2 separate regions of the Homo sapiens genome follow, and region 1 is linked to region 2. A link is an interaction called in ENCODE POLR2A ChIA-PET data of the cell type or tissue named here. Cell type or tissue: PC-9. All regions are shown on one strand. Links, peaks and the distances in the headings refer to the core of each region. The heading gives the core; the rest is flanking DNA.

Region 1 (2,930 bases), core at 318-2,817, 140 kb after region 2:
ATACATTGTATTCTATGGACCATTAATAATTATGAATCAAGGAGACTAATAAGTCCTAAGAAGAGAAAGCTTTCTGTTCTATTTATTAACTATTCATGGTAATGCAAATCAACAACTGTGAATCAAATGCATTATTAGAAGTTGTTAGTTGGTTTTCATAGAGCTGAAATTATATTAGGAGCCTTAAAAGTAATTAGGTCCCAGTGTAAGAAAATGGATAATGAAGGTATTCCTATGTGGTTGATTTATTTTATAAGTAGATTTGTAATCTTTATAAAGCCATTACTAATTGTTCCACTTGCATAACATATAATTAAAAGGAAGGTTTATGGTTCCAACACTATTACAGTAGCAGAGAAAAATGTCCTACCATAAGGCTAAGAACTAGGAATTGGCTTTGATTTGAACAATGATAATTATTACAGCCAACATCTACAAATAATACAGGCTATACTTATAGCTTACTGTTACTTACATGAATTATTACAACGAACATTTTTTAAACATTGACATTGCCAAGCATCATGCATTTCATATAAATCAACTTTAATCTTTACACTAAGCACCCCCTACAGGGAAGTATTATTTTCCTATTTTACTAATGAGAAAACTGAGACTAAGGGAGGTGAAGTGACCTGACCAAGACGGTATTTAGGATGTGCATTTTGAATCTCTGTATCATTTGTCCCCCAAAACGCCAAACTTACTAATTTCTATTCAGCCTCCCAGGCTCACAGAACCAAGCCCAGAAGTCAGAGTATAAGGTCTGTAGCACAGTATATAATTCAGCTAACTGGAGCAAATAAATGACTTGAATTTTAAAAAAAAAAATTAGGATCTGAGCTAGATAGAGGTTAGCTCTTTTCTTGGCTTTCTACTTTAACTTTGCTTCACATTCATCCAAAAGAGAAATGGGACTGAAAGCACAGATAATCATAACTAAGCCCTTAGTCATTGTTATTTTATTATTAATGTACTTGGAGGAAAATAAACTTCCTAACCTTCTCTTGAATTCTCTGAGTTAGCCAAACAATCCCAGATAATCCTTTTCTATGACCAATGGGCTAAAATTTAAAAAAAAAGAAAATAATTATAATAGCAACTATAAACCAGATTTAAACCCATCGTAACTGAGTATAACAAGTCTCCCAAATTCCACTTTTCCTCATACCTACCTTAGCACACTTGCTTTGCTAGTCCAGCTATAATTGAAGAACAATTAACGTTAGCATCACATAATATATAAAAGGGAAAGAGACTACTTTTTCCACAGCCAGTGCCTTTTGGAGGTGATCCTCATACAAATTGTGTATTTTGGGTGATTTATACTTGCAATATTTTTCTTAAATATAAATAAAAGCACTCATATAGACAAATAAGCAGAAATAGTTCTCATTGAATTTTCATATTCTAGATTTTTTTAATTAAATGGTGATGAAAGGCTGGTATTTAGATTTGGCAAACAGACACCTAAAGGAAATTTTAAAATTTGGCAGCAGACTGCCATGGTATTCATTTATGATAGTAATTTTGAAATCGACAGGCCTTATTCTGTAGACAGCCTTTGATAGAGCTGTTTCAAAATGAGTGAGATTTATTTAAATCATTTCCTCCACCTCAAGAACTTGAGCTTGACAGACATGGACTAAACTAATCTAACCTGTTTTTCAATATCTGGATCTACTGGGAAGCCAGCCAACCAAGAAGAAATAAAAACTCTCTAATGTGGTAGAAACAAAATCACATATAGCATAGCTAGATGAAAAAAAAAATGTAGTTGGGAAACCCACATTGATCTCAGTCGAAAGTGGACTGAATTTGTATGAATACCTGTACCAAAAATCAATCTTTGACTAAAAATGTAGAAGAGAAAAGTACAGTTAAATATGTGAATGGAAAATGGGCTTACTTTACATTGTATAGTGAGTCTTTCAGAGGCACAACCTGACTGAATGCCAAAATTATCAGGGGGAATTTCTGGCAAATATTTTGCCATCCCATACCTGGAGGCTGTGATGGGACTGCCTCAGGATTAGGCTTGGAACATAGAGGATTCCTTTAAAAACAAAACTAAACAAAAAAACATGGAGGTATGGGGGCAGAAATAGTCCCAATAGTGCCAGTTCACCAATATAGGTGCACTCTGATTAGAAAGAACAGTAAGAAAGACAGAAGTTAGACCCACCCTAGAAACCTCAGATTGGGATGACTGTTGGGGCCTCAGAGTTCTCTGGGTAGACTGGAGAATCAAGCAGAAATTGGCTACTTAGAAGAGACCAAGGAGAAGGAAAAGTCATAAAAAGAGAGAGGGAATACACAAATAATAAATTTAGCTGACTTGATCACTGTGCCTCTGGAGAGACTCACCTGAAAATCAAAGGCACAAAATCTAATTGGCCTGAAGACATATTTCCAGCCAGTAAAATTTATCTTAATCTTACCCTCACCTTCATCTTTATTAACATTATAATTATATTCTGCAGTTTATTCCTAAAAAATATCTTAGAGATTATCTAGCTCAAACTGTTCAATTAGAGGATATGAAAACTGAAACCAGAATCATTTAGTGATGGGCCCAAGGTTAGCTAATAAGTTAGTTGCCAGAATCTCCTTCAGACAACTAGGTCAAGTTTCTTATTATTCTATGCCAATGTTTGCCAATCCTCAGTCATTTCTGTCTCCTCTTCACTTTTTGCCTCGTCTTAGTATCACCAATACTATCATCTTTTTCTGAAATTGATTCAGTTTTTACTTAATACATTTACATAAAGAAAAATAATTTTTATTATACTTTAAATTCTGGGATACATGTGCAGAACATGCAGGTTTGTTACATAGGTATACATGTGCCATGGTGGTTTGCTGCACCTGTCAACCATCTACATTAGGTATTTCTCTGAATGCTATCCCTCCCTTTGCCCCCACCCAGC
Region 2 (2,930 bases), core at 331-2,830:
CAAAATCTCTGTGTCCTCTGCAGTTCCAGGATGAATATGAGTAACTGCAGTTGTGTATTTTACGCTAGTGAAAAACATTAAAATTGATGAAAAGGCAAATACAATGTGCTTAACTGATCCCTCCCCTCAAAAATCTAACCCTTGTGTCATTTTTTAAAATGGTTAAGAAATAGGTTGACTTTCTGTACAGCATGAAAATTTCTTTGGCTCAAGCCTCCACTAGAAAACCTAAGACAAGGTCAGGTGCAGTGGCTCATGCCTGTAATCCCAACACTTTGGGAGGCCGAGGCAGGCGGATCACGAGGTCAAGAGATCAAGACCATCCTGGCTAACATGGTGAAACCCTGTCTCTACTCAAAACACAAAAAATTAGCCAGGCGTGGTGGCGGGCACCTGTAGTCCCAGCTACTCAGGAGGTTGAGGCAGGAGAATTGCTTGAACCTGGGAGGTGGAGGTTGCAGTGAGCCGAGGTCGTGCCACTGCACTCCAGCCTGGGTGACAGTGCGAGACTCGGTCTCAAAAAAAAAAAAAAAAAAAAAAAAAACCTAAGACAAATCCTACTGGATAACACTGTCCTTCAACACATGCAAACCATGTGGTGACAAAGCAAAAATAAAAAAATCACTATTTGAAAGTGACCCCAATCAAGGCACCCAGACTCACTGGTTACTCACAGTTTTTTTTCTTGCCCTTCCGGTGGTGTACACTGTTTTCAGAAGGTTGACTATTCACTCTCCAATGGCATAAGCCTGTTGCATCATATCTACAGGTGTTACCCTGTAGATAACTTGTATCCGTACCTTTCAGAGATGTTAACTGTAAGGAAGAAACCTAAAAAATTCATTCTGATAGAATGACCCTCCATCAGGTCCAATTCTTTCTAAAGAAACCTCTCTTGTAGAGAGTGCTTGTGTGGAAAAGAAACAACTACATTCAGTGTATGCAGAAGTATGATCCTCCATACTTACTCTGAGCAGTCTACTTTTTCACTATTAAAGCTCCATCTGTACCTGATATTGCCTATAAGGTCACCACTATCATCTCCAAATTCAGACTTTTAGCTCGGTACAGCTCCAAATCCTCCTTAGAATAAGCAAGAGTGATTCCCTGAAGTGGCACCGTGAAACGATGTCAAAGCATTAATGTTCCTCATTAACATAAGATACTGGGGAACATTATTAAAGACAAACACATATGAACAACAAAAGGTAGTTCTCTGCCCCAGAATTTCGACTCCCTCCCTTACTCCATGCAATTTCAGCCAGTAAAGAGCTTGGCTTGCTTTTTACAAGCAGGGTCTCCCTCTATCGCCCAGGCTGGGGTGCAATGGTGCAACCATAGTTCACTGCAGCCACAAACTCCTGGGCTCAAATGATCCTCCCACCTCAGCCTCCCAAGTAGCTAGAACTACAGACACATGCCACCATGCCCAGCTAATTTTTTAAAAAAAAAACTTTTTGTAGACACAGAGTCTCACTATGTTGCCCAGGCTGGTCTCATACTCTTGGCCTCATGCAATCCTCCTGCTCAGCCTCCCAAAGCACTGGGATTATAGGTGTGAGCCACTCCACCTGGCATAGCTGGACATTTTTACTGTGCAAATACTAAATATTTGAGTCACCCCTACTACTTTCTCCTATGACCTGGACGATGCCAGCACTGAAAGGTAAGTGAGAAGTTTGAGGAAGTCACTGAAAACTCAGTAGACATTCAGGCCTTCATCTGCTTTTTCTTCCAATTGAGCTGGATCCATGGAGACAGAGTGAACAGCATTGGACAGGAAGCCAAACTTAGCTAGGTAGCACAGAGGTCTTAGATAAAGCAAACAAAGCAGGGCTTTGTGAGGTGACAAAAAGGAAATGAGCAAAGTCACACCCTAAGCCCATCCTCCAGGCAGTCCAGTGAGCAGGAAACAAAGCCACAAAACCAATGGCCCCAGTGTTGAGAATATACCGTACAGGTGGTCAAAAGGAAGTTCAAGTTAGGTTCTGCCTTTTAACCCACTTCAATGTATTCTAATTGCCTACAGTTGTACTCTAAGAAAATAAGGGAAGGGACTTCTTACTTTTAAGCTTATATTAAACATCACATATTCATATACTGAAGCTCTTTTTAAAAATAAAATGAGTCTAATCTTACAAAATGTTTTCTTATATTAACAAAGAAATCTATGAGTAATTGCTAACAGTGCTATTTATTTTAGAAACTGAAAAGAAAAAAAAAATGAAAGACAACTTAAAGATTTACATTCTGCCCAGATTCTCCTTGTCACTTAGCAAGGATAAACCCAAGCTTTCAGATGTTAAACATTTTTCCTATTCTCAAAATGCAGAGAGGCCACTGTTGATAATGAGGACCATGATGGCATTTTAAACCAGAATACTTATTGAACACCTAATAATACCTAGACAATAAGAAAATTACATCTAATCTAAACACTAAGGACAATACTATCAATGTTGAGTAGAGCAAAGAAATAGAATATTTACAAACAATTAAAAGTTAAATTATGGAATAAATATTTTTGTCATAGACATTTGGGAAAAATATTGAGTGTTTATGTGTGTGTGCATGTGTGCGTGTGTTTGTGTACAGTCATGTACTGCATAATGACATTTTAGTCAATAACAGACTACATACACAACAGTGGCCCCATAAGATTATAGATCTGAAAAATTCCTATCCCCTAGTGACCCTGTAGCTGTCAAAATGTTGTAGCACAACACATTACTCATGAGATCATCATGATGCTGGTATAAACAAACCTACTGTGCTGCCAGTCATGTAATAGCATAGCACATACAGTATGGACAGTACATAACACCTGATAATAAATGACTGTGTTATTGGTTTATATATTTACTATGCTAAACTTATCATTACTTTAGAGTGTATTTCTTCCGCTTATTAAAAAATAAGTTTAAGTGGAT

The links. ChIA-PET counts read pairs that join two places held together with the same protein. Peaks named below come from ENCODE experiments on the same cell type or tissue, not always from the same donor. Only the 100,000 strongest peaks of a DNase experiment are listed, where the experiment ranks them.
Region 1: POLR2A ChIA-PET joins it to region 2 with 8 read pairs; 3 of 35 experiments call an interaction of 5 or more read pairs at or near these places.

Annotation. Positions count from the first base shown.
Region 1 is chr5:87,209,306-87,212,235 of GRCh38, forward strand. The region is part of intron 2 of LOC101929380 (a long non-coding RNA gene); the gene reads left to right. Among named protein-coding and RNA genes, the nearest start is that of LINC01949, 28 kb to the right of the region's middle. In PC-9, for the core only: no CTCF peak of the experiment used is centred there; a DNase peak (open chromatin) is centred at 1,646; H3K27ac peaks cover 1,236 bases.
Region 2 is chr5:87,073,506-87,076,435 of GRCh38, forward strand. The region is part of intron 1 of MIR4280HG (MIR4280 host gene); the gene reads right to left. LOC105379065 (a long non-coding RNA gene) reads right to left here and starts at 1,764. Exons shown (of 3, transcript XR_948540.3): 1 at 1,572-1,764; 2 at 675-816. RefSeq lists an enhancer at 1,664-1,713. In PC-9, for the core only: no CTCF peak of the experiment used is centred there; a DNase peak (open chromatin) is centred at 1,856; H3K4me3 peaks cover 608 bases; H3K27ac peaks cover 1,796 bases.